Regions from separate parts of the Homo sapiens genome. Here all the other regions are linked to region 2. Evidence: chromatin contacts called from ENCODE Hi-C or POLR2A ChIA-PET data. All regions are on one chromosome and are shown on one strand. Each heading gives the region's core, a stretch centred on a gene start or an enhancer-like site at or near the end of the contact. The rest is flanking DNA. Distances are from core to core; before and after follow the strand shown. Region 1 holds the start of LINC03110 (long intergenic non-protein coding RNA 3110). Region 2 overlaps ALPK2 (alpha kinase 2). Region 3 overlaps NEDD4L (NEDD4 like E3 ubiquitin protein ligase).

Region 1 (3,185 bases), core at 364-2,863, 160 kb before region 2:
TTTCTGCATAATAAATTGTGTACTTTATTATTATTAGTTTAAATGTGACAACCATGATCATTCTCGGTTAATATCGACATTACCCTTTGCAGGTAAGCACACTCAGGTAGAAAGGTGGTTAAATACTGTATTACATACCTCCAAGGATGACCTGTTCTCAGTCCTCTGGGATTTCTGATAGAGGGAGTTTAGCAGACTCTTCACAAACTGTTAGGTGCCAAGAATTGATTCAAAGCTCCTGATCACTGGGCTGTTCATTCAGAGTGTGGGAGTTCCTTGGTGTGGTACACTGTAGACACATTTAAACAGAGGGCAGCGTGGACTGGATGTTCTCTGAGGTCCCTTTACTTCCGAGGTTCTAAGTAGTAAGGGACTTTGGATAAGGGAGAAACTTAAAAAAGTTACAGTGGCTGAAGAAAGCCTAAGAGAAAAGTAGGGGCCTAAATTGTACCTGAAGGCTGGGCAGAGTTGGAAGGACATATTAGTTCCTCCAGACAGGAGAACATATGATCAAAGACTACCTGTGGACAATTATCACAGATCAAAGACTAGCTGGGGACAATGATCACAGTGACTGCAGGATGGTGGAATACTTATGAAGCAAATAATATGTAAATAAGATTTATTTGTGTCAGGGAGGGGGCAGCATTTAAATAACCGGCAGTTGAAAATTGTACCATATTAGTTATATGTCTAAAATTAGATGTTCAGAATAAACAGCTATTTCAGAAGAATGGACACAGTATTAAATTAAAATACAAGTAAGATTTATTTGTTGGAGGAAGTGGGAGAGGAAGGTACATGTTCAGTTGACTCAACAGTTTAAATCATACCTAAGACATTTACATATCAGCTATATGCTAATCCTTATATGATAATTAGTAATTAAATTCATTTTGCAAAAACATCAGTGAAAGCTTTGCTGTGAAACAGTTTTGTAGGAGGCTAGTTGAAATTATTGTTAAATGCCTATTTGAAAGGGCAATTAGTTAGACTATTCTGTAGTTCAAGCTTTTCACTAAGTGACTTAGTGAGTTATACTTAATGAAGTTCTGTTATATATAGATCAGAGGTCCGAAGCTCTTGGAAATTCTTATATTTTAATAAAGTAAGCAGTCAAGAACTGTTTAATGATAATAAGAGTAGCTTGACACAGATACATATTTAGTCACCTGTTTAACAATCACAGAATATCAACCCTAAAGAGCACCTTAGCTGACCTAGGCCAAGACCTTCAGCATCAGACAGTCTTGTAGCCTGGAGAGATTTTTCTCTGTCTCTTCCTAAACCTCTACTATAGTGGTTCTTAAAGTGTGGTCCTGCCTCAGCAACATCAGGGACCTTTTGAAAAATGTAAATTCTGGCTGGGTGTGGTGGCTCACACCTGTAATCCCAGCACTTTGGGAGGCTGAGGTGGGCTGATCACTTGAGGTCAGGAGTTTGAGACCAGCCTGGCCAACATGACGAAACCCTGTCTCTACCAAAAATATAAAAAATTAGCCGGGTATGGCAGCACGCACCTGTAATCCCAGCTACTTGGGAGGCTGAGCCAGGAGAATTGCTTGAACCCGGCAGGCAGAGGTTGCAGTGAGTCGAGATCTTGCCACTGTACTCCAGCCTGGGTGACAGAGCGAGACTCCATCTCAAAAAAAAAAAAAAAAAAAAAGAGTTAAAAACATGCAAATTCTTAGGCCCCACCTCTGATCCCCTGATCGACTGAATCGAAACTCTGGGGTGGACCCAACAATATGTAGCTTAGTAAGCCCTCCAGGTGATCCTGATCCACACTGGGGTTTGAGAACTGTTTCCCCACACTACAGCTTCAAAATATCTTGAGGAAATAACTTCTCTTAGATCACTCTTAGCCACACAGAGAAATACTTCCTGTTTTATGTCTAAATTTATCTTCCTAAAGCTTTGAAGGGTGGAGCACACTATCTTCAGAAGTGTAGATACTTTTTTCACATTCCTTTATGGGCAACATGCTAGGGTGCATCTCAGCAGAAGGGTGGCCAAGCCTGGGAGGGGATGAAGACAGAGCTGGCACTAAGCAGGGACATGGGGAAACAAGGGCTGATCTTAGCCATTATTTGATTATTTGATAATCCAAGATTCACTCCAAAGAGGAGCACAGCATAGTCTGGTTCAGCACCTGGGTTTTTAAGACTAATAACACTGAGTCAGAGATTCACAAGGTTGTGGGGGGAATCTTTGGACCTAGGTAGTAGAGATAAAATGACGGGAATCATCTATACTGGCCAACATTGTTCTAGAAATTGTCTGAATAAAGCATAACAGAATAGAGAAGGGTCCAACCCTCTGGGGATATAGCATTGACAAGGAAAAAATGACCTCAGATGACTGGCTGCAATTTAGGGCAGGATTCTACTGCTCCCCTCCCCCTCATTTCTGCCAACCCAGCATTAGCTAAGAAATCCAGGGATCCAGGATGTACAAGTAATGAGGGCGGAAGGAGCACATAGGTGGTCCAACTGTGCTGCTGAGGTCTTCCCAGCACTGTTTGGGATCTGTTCCAGAGAAGGGAAGGACTGTGCAGATAGCTGGTGGCTACTGCTTTGTCTGCCTAGAGTGGAGTAGCACTCTGTTCTCAGGAATACTGCTTTCCACAGTGTGGTTTAATGGGATCCCCCAGTTTCTGACTGATCTGCTTCCCTAACTCAGTGATTGGCTACAGATAGGCATGTTCCCCAAATTCAGTCCTGAGACTTCTGACCTTCAACCAGATGGAAGATCTTGGGTTTGCTCAGGTGGCAAACCTGTGAGGTATGAGTCTGAGCTGTTCGGTGGCCATGTCCCACAGGCTGTGCAGAAGAAGCCAGTCTGTGGTGGGAGAGAGTGGCTGGTGCACTGAGAGAAGCAGAAACAAGAGACAGAGAAAGGGCGGGTGGTGTTCCAGTCCCAGGTGTGGTCAGTCCTGAGGTCCAGCTCATACCCACCTTTCCTGCAGTTCAGTTGGGTGAGCCTACAAATCTCCCTTTTCTGCCTAAGCCAAATTGTTCCTGTGGATACAGTGTCTAACTTCTTGTCATCTTTCTGAAGATGCTTTAACTGGCAAAGCATCCATCAGGGTTTTATTTTGGTTTTAGAGGTAATAATGATTATTTTATTTTATTTTCCCAGTGGATAAACAATCATCCTATGCTATTTTTTTATTGTGATGAAAT
Region 2 (3,506 bases), core at 237-2,736:
TGTTCTCAGCTTTAATGTGACTTATCTGGCCCGGGACAGCTGCCCAAGACCCATTAGAAGCACTGACGGCTGGAGCCCAGTGCAGAATGCTGTCTATAAAGTATTACTTACTCATTGCCTTCCCACCCAAGGAGAGGCCAGGGAGCAGGAGCTGGGAGAGGAGGAGATTCTGAAGTGTTTGAGAGCTTTGGCAGGGATATTAGATCTTCTTGTCTTTTGTTTTTTAAAAACTTTTCTTTAAACGTTACCTTTTTAAGCCACAGTCTTTTTCCCAAAAGAAATATATCTTACAATCACAGTTTGAAAAACTGATGAAAAGGTAAAACTTCTCCAAACAGAGCATAAGAGGTGGTTGAGAGACCTCTTTAGAGGCTCCTGGGAACCCCTCTGGAGTGGAAACCAGTGATCAAGCCCGACCTCCTCACTTCACAGGTGAGGAGGCATGGGGCATGGGGCATGGGGCATGGGGCAGCCTGCTTGCTGGCAGGAGTCAAGAAGTCTTTCCTGCTTGAAGTCAGCACCCCAAAGTGAACGGCAGATCCTCAATGCTGGGAGGCGAGGCACAATTGAAAAAGTTCTCCAGTGAATGTCAAAGCTGCAAAAGGGAGATAACTCATGAGGACAGACTTGGAAAGGGCTCAAGTTCAAGGGCACTCTGCAGACAGGAAAGTCCAGGTGGGAGGCAAATGAGCTGGGGAAGAAAGGAAGGCGAGCATCGCAGACTGCAGACAGCAGGAGAGAAGATGGAGGAATAAGGGTTGATCGAGCAAGTTCTCTTGATTCTTAGCAAGCAACTGTGAGTGAGCTTAGTTCATTCATGATGCAAAGGGAGAGTCGCAAGTTCTATGGGGGGGCTGGTACCTGGCAGGGTTCAGCTGGGGGAACAGCACCACCATAAGAAGCAGTGCTCCGTGTGTCATTTAAAAAAAAAAATTCCCATATGTCTCAATCAGGACCATATATTTGGCTGCTGACACCCCAGTCATGCAACCTGTTTTGCTGTCTTGTTCAATGAAGTCAAAGGCTATGATCCTATTTCAGGAGTAATTACTCTAATCTCATAAAATAAAATAGAGAATTGTCATGACTTACTCATTTTAATTCAACTTTACTTCATTGTATGTTCCTTTTAACAGGAGTATGTCATATTTCTCTTGGGAGCCAGAGATATAATTATGTCTGGAAACACATCCCCTGTGCCTCAGCCACCTCAATCTTTTGGCAAATGTTGAGTACAAAAATTTCAGGTTACAAAGTATGGCAAGTAAGATTGTTTTGACATCCAGTAATCCATTTTCTAGATAGACCCAAGATACTAACCCGTTGAACAAATTTCTAATTGGAAATTACACAAGGAAAAAAGGCCTAATTTTATAACTGGAGATTTGGAAACGTAACCTAACCAACTCCAGACCGATCTAAAGCCATGCGTGCAGTGGAGCCGAACTGCAAACTCATGCTTCTCTCCAGCCAGTCGGGGAGTTCCCGGGGAGGCGACGAGATTGCAGTTCAACCACCAGAGGGCACCAGAACCAATACTTTGCCCTTTGTAGTCTCCCCTAAAAAGCCAATTTCCTGTTGCCAGATTGAAATAAAACAAAGAAAAGTACCATTAGCAGATTTCTTCCCTGGCAGTAAGCATTAGACCAAAATAAGATTAATATGGACAGCCGTAAAGGACACCCCTCGCAGTGGCTGCCAGCCAGCCTTGCATCTTTCTACCCTCGGAGGAAGGAACGACGAGGCTTAAGGATGTGTGGCTTGTGTCAAGCGTCCCTGACATGGAAGCCAAATTCCCGAGACCCTGGACAGAAGCCTGGATGATTCATTCATGTAGCAGGAGGACAGTTGCCTTGAGAAAGCAGGCTCCATTGGGGTCTGCGTGCCTAGCTCTGGTCCTGGCCATGAACAGGAGAAAAGATCAAAATAGACTCCCACACTCGGCCAAGCTGAGTTCCAAAAGAAAGGCTCTGCCTTCAATGCCCACAAGCAGATGGAGGGGACGGCAGCCACCTGGGATGCTTTGCCCAGTCACAAGGCCGAGCCACCACCGTACCTGGAGAGGAAGCGCCAAAACAAACTTGGAGGTGGGAAGAAACAATCTAATCCGAAGAAACACGCCCCGAGAATAGGCTTATGTGCATGAGTGGTGACTCCAGGCAGACTATTTAAAGCAATGCATGAGTCTGCCAGGAGAGGAAACAAAGGGACATTGGAACAGAATTCCTGATGCCTTTAAAGTGTCTCATAGCAGGGCCATGTCACTATAGAACACCAAACATTTCAGCTGAGTCCCCAATGCCAGGCATCAGCGGACCAATCTCACAGGCCTGTCAGCTTGAGAAAGGCAATTTTATGCCCCAGATAGCTCCTGTCCCCGCCTGCCACAGGGTCATCTGTCCTGGAAGGCCACCTGCATCCCATCTTCATCCGGTCAGCCCATTCTGTAGTAGGGCTGGCTGGCCCGCTGGCTGATTTATGTGGCCAGTCTTTGCCATTAAGGAAGTTTGGAGGCTGGAGGGAAGTCTGAAGGGAACAGTGGTGATTTTCGCAGTTTTTGGCAAGGCAGACCCTACTATAGCAGTGCTCTCAGTGTATGGGGGAGTCTCCCAGGCCCAACAGAGCCAGCCAGGACATGCCCCCTCCATGGAGGGACTAGCACAGCAGTATCCTGGCCTCTACCCAGAAGTCTTACAAAGGACAGTTCTGTTGAAATGTCTGGAATTGGGATCCATGGGTTCCTCCCACTCCTGACCCTATTCCCTAGTTGTCCCTCTGCCCAGTCCATTCCCCAGGACCTGAGGACTCAGGGACAGGTGCTGCATCGCTTGTCATCCAGCTTCAGAGATGAATCTGAACAGAGAGAACGTCTAGAGAAGTCTGGTAGATTCGAGATCACCCCTGCAGGACAGACTGGTGGCCAGTAGGAGACAGAAGCACGAGGCAGGTACAGGGATGGCTGAGAGGGTTGGGGTGACAGAGCCTGAGTGGACAGCATGGGGTGAAGACCAGAATAGACAAGAAAAAGGTTATCACTGCCTTCAGGAAGGTCTAAGCCAATGTAGTGTCACCAGGTGGGAGCCTCATGACAGATCAGAGAGGGAATGTGCTGCCAAGATGCCAGCAACTAAACAAGTTTGTCGACTAAAGACAAGGAAAAGTCTAGAAGGTAGCCAGAAAAGGAGGTGTGGGGAATGTGTGCGTGTGTGTGTGCGCGTATATATGTCTGTGTGCGTGTCTTTGTCTTTGTTTCTGTGTCTGTGTCCCTGTGTATGTGTGTGCATGTGTGTCTGTGTGTATATCTGTGTCTGTGTCTTTTTGTGTCTGCCTCTGTGTGTTGTGTGTGTGTGTGTGTCTAAAGAGACCTTGCCTGTTTGAAGGCAGAGGGGAAGGAGCCTGTGGGAAAACAATGAGGGACTAACGGCGGAGTGATGTTCCAGAGTGGTGAGCACCCCTCGTGAGGATTCAGAGTTTGTCAATACGGAAGGCCCTGCAGCCCTCGCTGT
Region 3 (3,422 bases), core at 859-3,358, 200 kb after region 2:
CAGTCTTAAAAACTGATACTCCAGATTAGCTTACTGGAAAATACAAGACATAAAAATTAGGGCTGTCTTTCCTAGGCAAAGATTGTCTTACAGGCAAAAATGCATTTGTCATATGCCAGGCAATTGGTACAATGGGGGAATCAGCCAGACTAAATTATTCTCAGGGGTCAGAAAACAGCCAACTGACACAGAATTAGACAAATGGAATCAGTCCATTTAAAACTGAACCAATGGTGCTAGATTCATTGCACTACACTCTAACCACTTTTAAAATAGAAATATTGCTTACCAATTTTCACTTCTCTCTCCTCTCCAGGCACAGAGAAAAGATGACTACACTTTCCAGCATCCTTGTGGTCAGGGAAGGCCATCTTACCAGTTTTGGCTAATGAGAAAAGGTGACCTATCTCACCTCTGAGTGGGGGCTGTGAAAAGCTCCAGTGCAAACTTCAGTCAGCCCGGTTTTCTGTGTGACCATGTGGGTCGGTCGGCCTGGTTCTCTGTGTGACCATGTGGGTTGGTCGGCCTGGTTCTCTGTGTGACCATGTGGGCTGGTCGGCCTGGTTCTCTGTGTGACCACGTGGGTCGGTCGGCCTGGTTCTCTGTGTGACCATGTGGGCCGGTCGGCCTGGTTCTCTGTGTGACCATGTGGGTCGGTCGGCCTGGTTCTCTCTCTGTGTGACCATGTGGGTCGGTCGGCCTGGTTCTCTGTGTGACCCTGTGGATCCGAATGCCTGCCAACCTATGTTGACGGGTAGTGTGAATGAGAAATAAACTTGGGAATGTGTTAAGCCACTAAGATTTTAGGGCATTCTGACACAACTCTCTTTTTCAATGACCATCACACCAGTGGGTTTCTCAGTGGACATCCAGAGGAAAAATAGGGTGCTAACTTTAAGAGCAGATGACAAGTCTCTATAGGACACAAAGTTGTATGTCTGCATAAATGAACAGTTTCTTTTCATTAAAAAAAAAAAACTTGACTAAAATTTTGGTCCACAGTCCAGCAATAATAATCCTTTGTTCAAAGCTGCATAAAGATACATTTTCTCACTCTAATTTGTAGGAGACATTGCAGAAATTCTTTTCTCACACATCATTTCTAATAATATCACTTCATATAAACACAATTTTCAATGCAACGAGATAAGGGATCGCCTACCTATTTTTAGACTCTCTCCCACTTGTGAGCCTAGCCACTGTTGTTTATATACATTCGGAGTAACCTCCAAGCTTTTATGCTGGTAACTGCTTCACATTTGCCAATAGCATCAAGCAAATGACAGATAGTATCATCTATTTTACCTTACATTTGTGAAGTATAATCAAACAATGGGTTTGGATCTATTTTAGACTGTCCAGTTCAATGACGAATGTGGATCTATTTTTACAACAAACATGTTGCACTTTAATAAGATTAGCAAAACAAATCTGGTTGTTGAATTTCCCTGTTAAACTTCCTGATAAATGGTTGGTGCATTAGTCATTTCTTTGTTTCTTCCTTCATTTGTTCATTCATTCTATAAATATGTATTTGGTGCCTGCTTTGTGCCAAGCATCGAGTGGGCTCTGAATGTCTGAAGTCTAATGTCTAGGAGTTTATGATGATATTAATTTACAGTAAAATATCTGATCATTGAATCGTCAGTAGTTGCGGATATTTTGTTTTAATCATACAAATAGATGAATATTAAACATATCATTTTTTCATGGCTACATGGGGACATGATGAATATGAAATAAAGTCTCTGAAAGTCAATTTACTTAATTTCACTAAGGAAATCATGACTATCAATGGTATACAATGCTGGGGTGAGACCCTGATCCTTGAGCACAATTAAGGCAGAATTTGAACACTTATAAAAAGCTGCATACGTATTTACAATTTGTGCATATAGATTTCAAGGGATTTTATAACTCTGGTAACCCTGAAATATGTAGAATCCATAGAAGATATTCTCCTGCCTTGCACACCAAAGACACTCAATAAATACTTGGTGGTGATGCGGTGTCAAGTGGAGGCTTCCTTCCCCTAATTACTAAGAGCTTCTCTTGCTTCAGTTGCTCTCACCCTCTGCAGCTACTGTGGCTGGTGGAACGGGCCCCTGAGCATGTGTAGCTGACTCATCTTACACCTCGAGAGGCATGCTTGCTGCAGGCTGTGTCCAAAACACACTTATGTTTATAACCTTATTTAAAAGTACTTTAAAAGGCAGATTCTTGTAGTAAACGTATTAAAAAGTCAATACACGGAATAGCTTGGTTCACTGGTTCTCCGCTGCTTTTTCCATCAAATCAGACATGCCATGTCTCATAGGCCATATACTCCAAGGCTGCAACCCAGCAGCATGCAGGGGTATCAGCAATCCTGAGACAGAAACCTCCCACCTGCAGGCTGACTTCCTCCCACCTGCCCCTCAGCCCCTCTCACGCAACAAAAAGTTTAAAGATGCAACTGAGCGTTCAGTTGTTAGAGCAAAAATCTTGAATCTGAGCTAATTTGTACACAGCGTATACAGTAAACTTAGCAGTTTACTATCAAATTTACTTGTGAAAACATTCATGACTCATCTGGCACTCTTGTCACTGAACCATCACTGGTCATTTATTCATTTATTTTTACAAGTGATCTAGTTAAAGTAATATGCAGATTGACTTTGTGGTACTGCAGTAGAAACACTTAAATTCTCAGAATAAAATGTCGAACACTGAACATGATAACTACATTTAAACTCAGGCCTTTCCTTTTGTCTGTGTACTTCCATTTATGCCTCTGGGTGTGTGGTGTAAGAAATGAAGCTGAATCTATACTGAGAACATGGGATGACGATGATACCTTGTCGTGATATTTACTAACTGGAACAAATATGAACCATTAGTTATTTGAACTTTTTAGTTTTTTTGAAGCAAGTTTGCAGTATCTACCTGTAATGCAAAGAACGTCGCATAGTGAACATTCAAGGTTCAAAACACATTTCACTTAGCACCTCAAAGAAAAAAAAAGGCAACAGACCTCAATGGCACTATTGAGACACATTTGGTCAGCATCCATCACATGGTTTTGGAAATAAAGTTAACATTAACCAAAATTTCCTTTCTCTTTCATTTTGCAATAGCAAACCAAAGATTTTAGTTAAAACAACAACAATATTAAACTATAAAATTCAGTTAAATCACTCACTGTTCTTTTTCGCTATACAAAACAAAATTCCCCCATAAAACAATTACCAAATCATATTACAGCCTACCTTGCATCCTATGTAAAGTCTTACATAAACTGTCTGATACTTATATGTCCACAACTTATTCCTTTTAGAATTTTATTTTACAACAAGAAATTTTATAGTAGGTTTTCTTAAACTAAGAGACTACTCAGGGTTACTTATGCATGTTTCTAGGGCATGCATAAACAAAGACAGATT

What was found. A loop is a pair of places that touch in the nucleus more often than their neighbours do. ChIA-PET counts read pairs that join two places held with the same protein, here RNA polymerase II (POLR2A). Pooled maps may share reads with other maps.
Region 1: a pooled map shows a loop between it and region 2 (6-fold over the local background). The contact joins the promoter of LINC03110 here to the enhancer-like site in region 2. A Hi-C loop is called at or near these places in 4 of 50 pooled maps. POLR2A ChIA-PET finds 5 or more read pairs at or near these places in 3 of 52 experiments (B cell, IMR-90 and activated CD4-positive, alpha-beta T cell).
Region 3: a loop to region 2 is called in a pooled map, with 2.6 times the contacts of the local background. The contact joins two enhancer-like sites. A Hi-C loop is called at or near these places in 2 of 50 pooled maps. POLR2A ChIA-PET finds 5 or more read pairs at or near these places in 2 of 52 experiments (GM12878 and activated CD4-positive, alpha-beta T cell).

The regions. Positions count from the first base shown.
Region 1 is chr18:58,656,967-58,660,151 of GRCh38, reverse strand. LINC03110 (long intergenic non-protein coding RNA 3110) reads right to left here and starts at 1,613. Exons shown (of 4, transcript NR_187442.1): 1 at 1,521-1,613; 2 at 139-289.
Region 2 is chr18:58,491,996-58,495,501 of GRCh38, reverse strand. The region is part of intron 12 of ALPK2 (alpha kinase 2); the gene reads left to right. Among named protein-coding and RNA genes, the nearest start is that of MIR3591, 43 kb to the right of the region's middle. RefSeq lists a silencer at 1,484-1,533 and enhancers at 1,310-1,809, 1,810-2,311. Within about 2 kb of position 1,486, at least 11 of the 41 ENCODE cell types and tissues checked have a DNase peak (open chromatin) inside an H3K27ac peak, as active enhancers do.
Region 3 is chr18:58,288,282-58,291,703 of GRCh38, reverse strand. The region is part of intron 5 of NEDD4L (NEDD4 like E3 ubiquitin protein ligase); the gene reads right to left. Among named protein-coding and RNA genes, the nearest start is that of MIR122HG, 160 kb to the left of the region's middle. Within about 2 kb of position 2,108, at least 5 of the 41 ENCODE cell types and tissues checked have a DNase peak (open chromatin) inside an H3K27ac peak, as active enhancers do.